Regions from separate parts of the Mus musculus genome. Here region 1 is linked to region 2. A link is a loop called in an ENCODE intact Hi-C map of the cell type or tissue named here. Cell type or tissue: left cerebral cortex. All regions are shown on one strand. Links, peaks and the distances in the headings refer to the core of each region. The heading gives the core; the rest is flanking DNA.

What was found. Peaks named below come from ENCODE experiments on the same cell type or tissue, not always from the same donor. Only the 100,000 strongest peaks of a DNase experiment are listed, where the experiment ranks them.
Region 1: it touches region 2 in a loop (4-fold over the local background); 10 of 42 quality-filtered maps call a loop at or near these places.

What each region holds. Positions count from the first base shown.
Region 1 is chr9:50,435,231-50,440,611 of GRCm38, forward strand. No RefSeq gene overlaps it. Among named protein-coding and RNA genes, the nearest start is that of Gm38579, 46 kb to the left of the region's middle. In left cerebral cortex, for the core only: a CTCF peak has its summit at 3,059 (motif pointing left); a DNase peak (open chromatin) is centred at 3,053; H3K4me3 peaks cover 341 bases.
Region 2 is chr9:49,614,301-49,619,681 of GRCm38, forward strand. The region is part of intron 1 of Ncam1 (neural cell adhesion molecule 1); the gene reads right to left. Among named protein-coding and RNA genes, the nearest start is that of Gm11149, 99 kb to the left of the region's middle. In left cerebral cortex, for the core only: a CTCF peak has its summit at 3,090 (motif pointing right); DNase peaks (open chromatin) are centred at 2,159, 3,113, 4,579 and 4,871; H3K27ac peaks cover 1,838 bases.

The DNA.
Region 1 (5,381 bases), core at 78-5,077, 820 kb after region 2:
GGGCAACACAGAAAGGCCACCCACTTCAAAATGGGGGGGGGGTGTGTGAAGGAAGAAGAAGAGAAGTTAAAGAGGAGTCAAGGAAGAGTCATGTCCAGAAATATTCCAGCAAGTTTCTTCATTCTAAACAGCAGCAGTAATAAACAATTTCATGTACAACATGACCTGACAGAGACAGACAGAGGGAGGAGAGAAGAGAAGAAGGAGGAGAAGGGAGAGAAGGAGAAGGGGAAGGAGAAGAAGGAAGAGGAGGAAGAGCAGAAGAAGAAAGAAGAATACAATAAAAAAAGACATAAGGGAATAAAATCATACTGGCCCTGGTTCATTTCTCCAACAATAAAGCTAGTGACCTCTGACATGAAAAAGACACAGACCCAAGAATGTCCTCTCCATAGGCTCTAGTGTTTCAAAGGGAGCCACATTCAGAACGCCCGTCACTCACGTTTTCTTTAAATCACTTTGTTAATTTACACTCCAACTTCTCAAGTGATGAGTTGACATTAGGAAATTTAAAAGGAAGGAATGAAGGGAGGGAGGGAGGGAGAGAGAGAGAGAGAAAGAGAGAGAGAGAGAGGCGCAAGCATAAGCAATGGGCACGGGATCCATTCAATGTAGAGATCAGTCACGTGATTGTTAAAGCATGGTTACAAGACAGAATAATTTCAAAAACACGCTAGAATGGAAAGCCAAATAACACCAAAAAAAGTGATTAGCTAGAAACTCAGACCCTAAACACAATAACCTTCATGAAGGCAGGAGACACAGAGTACAGTGAAACCACACGGTTTCTTCATTCTACAGGGCTGAAAGGTAAAGACTATCAAACATCTTGATGCTTTAATAAAAGAAACGCTGTTTGGAAACTGCCTACATGTAATTTTTTATTTATTCTTTAGTAATTTTAGACATGCATACAAGGTGTTTAGATTATATTCACCCCATTCCCCTCAGACACAGACACACCAATGTACACACACACACACACACACACACACACACACACACCTACACCTCCCAAATTCACACCCTCTTCTTCTTTGTTTTTTTAACTAGTCCATTCAGTACTACCTGTGCATAAGTGTAAGGTGCCATTGCTGGACTCTAGTCAATGTACCATCGTGGCCACAACCTTGAATGCATTACATAGGAGAGCAGGGGCTGGTCTTTAAAGTAACACTTGGCCTCTGCAGTGAGGTACTCCCACCCAACAGACAAGAATATTTATATTTGTTATGAACAGAACATTAAGTTCCTTGAAGAAGTCTGCAAAGAACCCATCTCCAAGTGGTATTTAGGCCTTGCTGCCTGTGGTGGCTTGAATGTGCTTGACCCAGAGAGTGGCACTGTTAGGAAGTGGGGCCTTTTGGGAGTAGGTGCGTCCTTGTTGGAGGAATTGTGTCACTGTGGAGGTGGCCTTTGAGACCCTCCTCCTCGCTGCCTGGAAGATAGTCTTCTCCTGGCTGTCTTTGGATCAAGATGTAGAGCTCTCAGTAGAAGGATGTAGAGCCCCCTTCTCCAGAACCATGTCTTCTAGGGCACTGCCATGCTTCACGCCTTAATGATAACGGACTGAACCTCTGAACCTGTAAGCTAGCCCCAATTAAGCGTTGTCCTTTCTAAGAGATGCCTTGGTCGTGCCGGGCGTGGTGGCGCACACCTTTAATCCCAGCACTTGGGAGGCAGAGGCAGGCGGATTTCTGAGTTCGAGGCCAGCCTGGTCTACAGAGTGAGTTCCAAGACAGCCAGGGCTATACAGAGAAACCCTGTCTCAAAAAAAAAAAAAAATTGCCTTGGTCATGGTAGGATTTCACAGCAATGGAAACCCTAACTAAGACGCCGCCTATCGGTTCTTTCCATTCCTTCTCTGTAAAGATTCCTGAAGCTTGATTCCAAGGCTCAGCATTATCCTGGTCAGTGTGGGCCCTTCCACACCCATGGGCAGATCCACCTGATGCCAGATTCATGATGACCCATGTTCATCTTGTCCAGTGTCATCCCTAGCATATCTCACTCAGGCTATAGGGACAGCTCTCCACAGTAACTATGGTCACACACCAGAGAGCACTTAGGCAGACAGTACAAGAACCATCCTCCCAGGTAACATTTGTTCCCAATTTTACAAATGAGTCTGAGGAAAATTATTTTTCCCAATTACTATGATGAATGGCAGAGAAGAATCAATTTCTGGCTTAAAGTTCATTGGAGCCTACCATGCCATTTCCCTAATCCAAAAAGAGAGAGAGAAGAGAGAATAAGTCCATAATTTATTGAAGTATGAGAACAGAGACTGCCTTTTTCACAAACTAAATGAGAATAAAGCAAAGACACCAAACTAACCATCCTGTCCTCAGAGCTCACCAACCCCCCTAAACCTTCACAGATCCGATGGAGGCTCCTCCAGGGCAACCAGCTTTTTAATAAAAAGAATCCTGACCCTCCCAGGCAATGTGCTGGTCTTGGGTTTGCCTGGCAGGGACCAATTAAAGGACCGCCCATCCTATTAGCATCTGCAGTTTCTACACTAACCTTTCTCTTGCCTAGAATGGTTTGACTAAGCCTGAGAAATCTAAGCTCTAAGGAGTCTTAAAGAAAGGGCAGTATTTCTTTCTTTCTTTCTTTCTTTCTTTCTTTTTTTTTTTTTTTTTAATCTCCAGGGGTTTCTTTTTAATCTTTCTCCCCTGCCCCCCCTACCCCACATACACACAAACCAAACAAGTCTTCACACCACACCGAGGCAGCAGTGTACCAAGGACCCTGGCTAAGCCTGGGGGTACCTAGCTCCATGACTTGCTTCCCACAAATCATAAGGACTAAACCAGGGTGTGTCATGCCCCACGGATTGATCTAACTCCAGCTCCCAAGCCAGCCCCCTCCCAGACGCATCGGACTGCCTCACGTTGCACCTGAGACCGTCTTCGCCCCCAGGAACCCTTCTCCCTGCAGGGTCAGCCTAGCCCCATGCCCAGAAGAGGAGCCGCGCCCACCCGAGCCCTGGTGTTGTGGTCCTCCCTGCTGGGGCTGCACCCTGGCTGCTTATGGGCCGCTGCTGCCACCTGTCGGTTGCCTGTCTAGAGCAGCGCTCTCAAGGAGGCCCTGGCCCTGCAAGAAGACTTTACTTGTAGAAGCTTCCTGAAGAAGGAGACATCTTCCTGTCCTATCCAGGTCACTAGTGCTGCCCCTGCAAACTGGACTTGCAGATGTATGTGTTATGCCTAGCTTCTCCTGGGTTCCTTCCAGAGGCGTACCCCTCGCCCTTCTTAGCCCAGATCGATCCCTAAAGACCACACACCTGGCTCCCAGGTACCTCATAGCCACCAGGACCTACAAATCTGGGCAAGCTAGAAGCTAGCCCTTAGCTGAGACATCCTGGGGGCACAAAGAAATACAGGCAAAGGTCGTTTAAACCCAGATGCAAATGTCAGAATTCCCCAGAGCAGAAACCAAGAAGCTATTAATTAATAAACTAATTAATACTATCACAAGTTCCCCCAGGTATCCCCAACAGTAAGGCAGCTTGGAGACCCACAAGAGCAGTAGATCTAAATGACCTTTTTGACTCAAATACACGACTGTTCATCGTGTGTCTTATCTTCTGCGGTCTTCACAACAGCCTATAAAAAAATAAATATTAACCCTGCTTAATAGACAAGGAGCCAGACTTACGGAAATGCTAGGCACTGGAGGCTGTGCAACTGAAGTGGGCGGGGCCAGGAACAGAGCTTTACATATGCATGTTTATAACCCCAGTGCTGGGAAGGAGAGATAGGTGGCGCCGAGGCTCACACATATACACACACACCTGAGTCTATGGGGGAAAAAAAAAAAAAAAACAGACAGCAGCCTCTGCCCTTGGGATAAGAAAGATTTTCACCAACTTGCCCAGCAGCCTCTTTGGGTCTCCTACCTAGTTAAGCCTACTCTAAAGTCTGTATCCTAAAGACTGTGTAGCCACTAGAAGAAAAGAATACATGCAAACTGGAAGGGATGGTTTCGTTTCATTCTTAGTCACAGCTACTTTGGAATGGGGTGTGTGGCTAGTGAATCCTGCAGAGCTTCTCGGACCCTGGAAGTAAGTTAGACACTGGCTGCCTCCTTGGTTCCCATATTGACGTTCCAGGTTTCTAGCGCAGGCGCGCTGCTCTCTCTTTCTGTGGATGCAACGAAACCATAGGCTTCATGCCCTTGCGGCCGTGTTTTATCCACAAATTCCTTCTTCCTTACATTGCTCTCGTCTGGTGTTTAGTGAGAAAAGTGACCAGTACGCTGGCTTTCAGCAACCCCTGAAAAGTCAGCATCAAAAGTTATCAACTGAGTTTGAAAACTCAGGTATCAAAAGGAGCATGGATTCTGCCGCCGCGACCATACAGCGTCCTAAGCTGGTGAGTCATTTGCATAGAGTCATCTTAGGCCTTCGACTTTTCTGTGGGACTGTCTAAACATGTGACTCCTTAGCATCCAACACAGCTGTGGGGTCACCGCAGGTCCCCAAACCCTCAGCTCCAGGTTTGGGAACAGCTTGGCGCTACCCTTACATGTGGTCTCACCTCTCCCCACGCACCCCAGCTCTGCTGCAAAGACCTTCTCTCTTCCTCTGAACTGGCCAGGCCTCCTCCCACCACAATATATTTTGTCCTGTTGGTTTCTTTGCCCCGGTGGCACTTCTCCAGGTTTTAGCAGGCTTAAGCGCTTAGTCTTGGAATCCCCATTCCAGTACAACCACCCTACCCATCCGGAAGCCCACTAGGCCCCATACCCAAACACTCTCCTCAGATCAGCCTGCCCTTGCATCCCCTCAATGTCTGCAATGAGCCTGCTTCTTTTTCAGCTTTCTTCTTTTCTGTCTCCCTGAGACAATGTGCGCTTTATGAAAGCCAAGACTCGTCCACAGAACGGAGGCCAGCACTCCGCCATGATACAGTGATTGTTCTGTGAGTGAACACAGTCACCCTACACAGCTCAGACAGGTAAAAGATATGAAGACTGTTCATCGTGTGTCTTATCTTCTGCGGTCTTCACAACAGCCTTTAAAAAAAATAAATATTAACCCTGCTTAATAGACAAGGAGCCAGAAATGCTAGGCACTGGGGGCTGTGCAGCTGAAGTGGGCGGGGCCAGGAACAGAGCTTTACATATGCATGTTTATAACCCCAGTGCTGGGAAGGAGAGATAGGCGGACCCTGAGGCTCACTAGCCAACCAGGCTAGCCTGCTCTGAGAGTCCCAGGCCAGTGAGAGACCCTGATGGATACACATGAGGAATGGCACCTGAGCTTCACACACACACACACACACACAGGGCATGCAGTCACAAAAGGACAATATTTTAAACAAGAGCAGTGCTTCCCAGTACCTGGGAGTGATAGCCACTGGTAAAATTGGGAA
Region 2 (5,381 bases), core at 116-5,115:
ATGTGTTCGAGGCTCTTCCCCCTTTCTCCTCTATAAGTTTCAGTGAATCTGGTTTTATGTGGAGGTCCTTGATCCACCTGGACTTGAGCTTTGTACAGGAGATAAGAATGGATTGATTTGCATTCTTCTATATGTTGACCTCCAGTTGAACAAGCACAAAAGATGCTCCAACATATAACAAGGACACATACTCTACTATGTTCATAGCAGCCTTATTTATAATAGCCAGGAGCTGGAAAGAACCCAGATGTCCTTCAACAGAGGAATGGATATAGAAAATGTGGTACACTTACACAATGGAGTACTACTCAGCTATTAAAAATGATGAATTCTTGAAATACTTAGGCAAATGGATAGAAATAGAAAATATCATCCTGAGTGAGGTAACCCAATCACAAAAGAACACACATGGTATGCACTCAGTGATAAGTGGATATTAGCCCCAAAGCTCCAAATAACCAGGATATAATTCAAAGACCACATGAAGCTCAATAAGAAGGAAGACCAAAGTGTGGGTACTTCAGTCCTTCTTAGAGGAAAACAAAATACTCACAGGAGCAAATATGGAGATAAAGTTTTGAACAGAGACTGAAGGAAAGGCCACCCAGAGACTGTCCCACCTGGGGATTCATCCCATATATAGTTACCAAGCCCAGACACTCTTGTGGATGCCAAGAAGTACATGCTGAAAGAAGCCTGATATGGCTGTCTCCTGAGAGACCCTTCCAGAGCCTTACAAATGCGGAGGCGAATGTTCACAGGCAACCATTGTACTGAGTGTGGGGCTCCCAATAGAGGAGTTAGAGAAAGGACTGAAGGAGCTGAAAGGGTTTTCAACCCCACAGGAAGAACGACAATATCAGCCAACCAGACCCCCCAGAGCTCTCAGGGACTATGGCTCCAACTGCATATGTAGCAGAGGTTGGCTTTATCATGCATCAATGGGAGGAGAAGTAGAGGTCCTTGGTCCTATGAAGTCTCGATAGATGCTCCAGTGTAGGGGAACTGAAGGCAAGGAGTGGGTAGGTGGATGGAGGAATACCCTCATAGAAGCAGGCAGAGGGAGGATGTGATAGGGCGTTTCTGGGAGAGAGAGAAACCAGAAAAGGGGATAACATTTGAAATGTAAATAAAGAAAATATCCAATAAAAAGGAATATCTTAAACAACAACAACAATAAAAACCATCCTTCTTATCCTCATGACCTTAGAGTTCTGCCTTTGTCTCAGCAGACAATTTACTTTCTTGATAAAAAAAACAAGGGGACAGAAGGGACTTTTAGTTCCCCCTAGGTGAGTCCCAAGAGAGACTTACTTCTCTGTGGGGTACATATGTGAATGCTTATGCATGTGTTTATCTCTGGTGTCTCAGTTTGGGTATCAGCCTGACTGACGTAAAGAATACTTAGAAATTATCCTCACTGTGCTTTTGGGTATCTGTGAGATGACCCCGGAGAGATGGTATGCAAGTCTGAGGACAAGACCTGCCTTTAGTACAGGTGGGCAACATATAATCAGTAGAGGGTCCAGAAAAGATGAATTTGAAAGGCAAAATGCCCTCCATTTCTGAGAGCTTACAGAGATTCCTGCTGTGCCCTTAAGAAATCAGAGCTCCAGGTTCCTTGACCTTAGGATTCCAGGACTTGGACCTGTAGCCCTACTCTCCGAGGCTTTTAGAATTAGAGTTTCAAGGGGGTAATGGCACATGTTCTTACTCCCAGCACACGGAGGGCAGAGGCAAGCAGATCTCTGAGTGTGAGGCCAGCCTTGTCTACAGAGCAAGTTCCAGGACAGCCAGGACTACACTGAGAAACCTATCTCAAAATAAATAAACAAATATTAAAGAAACAATAGAATAAGAGTTATATAGCCAGTTTCCTTGGTTCTGAGACCTTCAGGCTTGGGTTGAAACACACAACTGTCAGCCTAGGGTGTCTGGTTTTCAGAAAAACCTGTTGTGGGGTTTACCATAACCTTAATCTTGTGACTCAATGAATCATAAATGAATCCCTTCTTATACATTGATGTGCATTCTCCATTTGTTCTCTCTCTGCAGAACCCTGACTAATACACTATCTATAGTGACTCTGCTGTCAACAGCTTCTTAAGTACCCACCATATGCTGCTCCCTGCACTTCAGAATGCATTATCCCATTTAATCTTCACGCACTTCCTATGCTATCTCAGCAAAGGGCTCGTTCTTGGCATCTGCCAGTCTCCCTAGAGGTCTCCTTTCCTCTTCCTTTACTGTATTCTCCCCACCTGCTCCATCCCTCGGTGTACCACTATGCCTAGGACTCTCATCTAGGAATCCCCAAACCTCTCCTCAAGTACCCGTCTGCTCTAGCTAGCCTTCAAGATCATTATTTCTCATAACAGCTCGACGTTGAAATAGCAACCTTTGATCATTATCAACAAACTCATCCTTCCCACTTTCTCCTTGAGCCACTGCCAATCAGAGTCTGTCTGAACAATGTCACGGAAAGTGACAATGTATGTCAGTTCTCTTGCTGGAACTACTTGAGGACCCACTCAGATATAAATAGTGCCAGAGCCCCGACATCCATTATCCCGTGCTGTACTTCCTTGTATCTTCAGTAATACTGTTTGTGTTATACACATCTAATGGATGCTCCACCCTAACATGAGGATGGAAGCATGAATGATGTCCACTTGGTGTTTCTAGGTTCAAACACACAGTAAGAATTTTGTATTTATTTAATTAACAATCAAATTCTAAGAAGCCTCTTAAGGTTGTATTCTCACCTCCTTTGAATCACGGAGAAGAGTGGGGTTCAGTGTGGCTACACAACTTTCTTTAGGTTACTTGCCTAGCGAGCAGGGGTAGACACAGACCTCAAACCCAGACCTGATTGTCAAAGATAGCTCTTTTTGACCCTTTTTGCTCCTTCTTTTCCCACTGACATCACAGACACCTATACCCAGAAGACAGGCTCCTAAATTTACTCCTCTAGCCCAGGCCTGTCTTCTTAGACTCACAGACAGATGACCTCTTCAATTTTCATCTGAAAGCCTCTGCCTTTTGCAAAACTCATCCTTGTATTTCCCATTCAAGCCTGTTCTCTCATTCATACTCAAGGGGGCGCCATCTCATCATCTGCTCACATAGCAAATGCTTTTCTACCTCAAGTAACTCGGAGTTACCAGTTGTTCCGCTTCACTATCTGTGCCTTTCCTCAGAACTTCATCAGTGGAACTGTCCCAGCTCAGGCTTGGGCAGTTCTCACCTGGACCAGTGGCTATTTAATGTGTCTGGTTTCTTTGCTCTGGGTCAAGTCTCAGGGACTCATTCTTCTACTGATATCAAGGCCATCTGTATACTGTGCAGGTATCATGATGCCATTTGGGGGGGGGGGGGGTTGAGGTGGCTTGGTCTCCCACCTAACAAGATGCTTGAGTCAAAGCTCCCAATGTAAGATGTAAAGATGTCTCTGGGTTTCATTGAAGCTATGTCCCATATCTTCCCTGCAGTCTGTTCCTTGAGCATGCTCCCTGTCCTAGGCATGCTGTGCTGCCTGCGGTTCAAGGCACTTCACACCTGTCCTCTCTCTTTCCTCTGCTGGAAGGAACACTTTCTTGATGGCAGCCCTCTCTAGGAAGTCCTACATAAAGCCTGGTCTTTTCAATTAAGTCTTCCCTGATTCTTAACACTCTTCCCACAAGCTCCTGCTGTGCATTAGCGCTTCCCTAATGTCACATGGTGCATCTTTACTTGTCACTTTGACTATCTTCCTGCCCCATTACTTGCCTGTCTGCTTACACATTGCCCTTCACATTTTTTAAAAGAGGGACCAAAGGTTTTATATATGCATATATGTACTTGTACAGGTACATACACACACACATACACATATGTTTATATATGTGCATATATATACAAATATATGTGACAATATAATAGTGACTATACAGTAGTTTTGCTTTTGGAATTTGTATATGTTTTTATCATTGTGTACATGTCTGCATCCATGTGCTCATTTATAGATGGCTGCACTCACCATATTGACTTTGGGTATCTTCCTCTACCTCTGTCCACTTATTTTTTTGAGACAGGGTTTCTCACCGAGCCTGGAGCCTGTCTTGTTGTTTGGCTAGACTAGCTGACCAGCAGGTCCCCAGGATCCATCTGTCTCTGTCATACCCAGAGTTGAGTTACAGGCATATGCCAGCATGCCTGTCTTTTACACGGGTGCTGAGATCAGAAACCAGGACTCAGTGCTTGTGTGGGTAGCTCTTTACCTACTTAGCCATCTCCCAGCCTCAATAGTTTTGTTGGCTGGACCACTAAATAATATTTAAAATTCTCTATGATTATCTACTGGTGCCACTTTCATGAAGAGCATGAACAATGGCAAAGTCGCCCTGGCTAAGGATGGGCCTGGTATGCACAGCGCAGAAAGCATGCAGAGGTAATGCCTGCCTGCCTGCCAAGGCAAAGGGATCTGAAGGAGAACATGTTGGAAATATGCATTTTTCAGCACTGCACCAATATTTTTAGAACACATTACCCTGACTCCTTTCACATGTTGGCTTGGAGACGAGAAGTTGCCAGGCCATGTGTGACAGTTGCTGTCTCCGTTTGCTATAAAAAGAAAGGGAGCCGGCATGTTTCAAGCAGAGGAGCTCAAACGCGGAGTTGTGGAAATGTGCCATGGCCCCAGCAAGGTTCTACAGCTTTTACACTTGAGTACCATGTGCAAAGACAGGGCCTCACCACCAGGACCTCCACATGTGGTGTGTCAAAGTTGCAAAGCCTGAGCTCTGACCTTAAGGGTTGAAAACAAATATTCATTTGTTTAGGGCTCATTGGTCGTGTTACCAAGCTAACAAGCTCCAGGCTCAGTGAGAGACGGTTTTAAAATATATGGTTGAAAGAAGCAGAGGAGGATGCCTGAAATCTATCTCTGGCTCCAGCTAGACTCACACAAGTGATGTGTTCTTCCAACTCACTGTGAGCTTAAGTTTAGGGCGCTTCTCAAATATTTTTAGCTTTCTTTAGAACCCACTCCCCCTCTCCAATTAGATGAACCAGTTCTAAGGTCACTGGCTATCTGAAGGCAATGTGTAGAGGGGTGTTTTCTTGCGATTACAGTCCGTGGAGTGGTCCCTAGACCTCCTCCATCCTTGAGGCCTGTCATCCTGCTGGGGGTTCCTTTTGGTATATCCTTGACAACCACACCTGCCTTCTATCCTTCCTGGTGTCTTGAATGAGAATGGCCCTTATAGCCTCATTAAGTTTGAATGCTTATTCCCCCTTCCCATACGCCCACCTATGGTGGAACTGTTTGGGAAGGATTAGGAGGTGTGGCCTTGTTGGAGGGAGGTGTGTCACTGGGGGTGGGCTTTAAGGGTTCAAAAGCC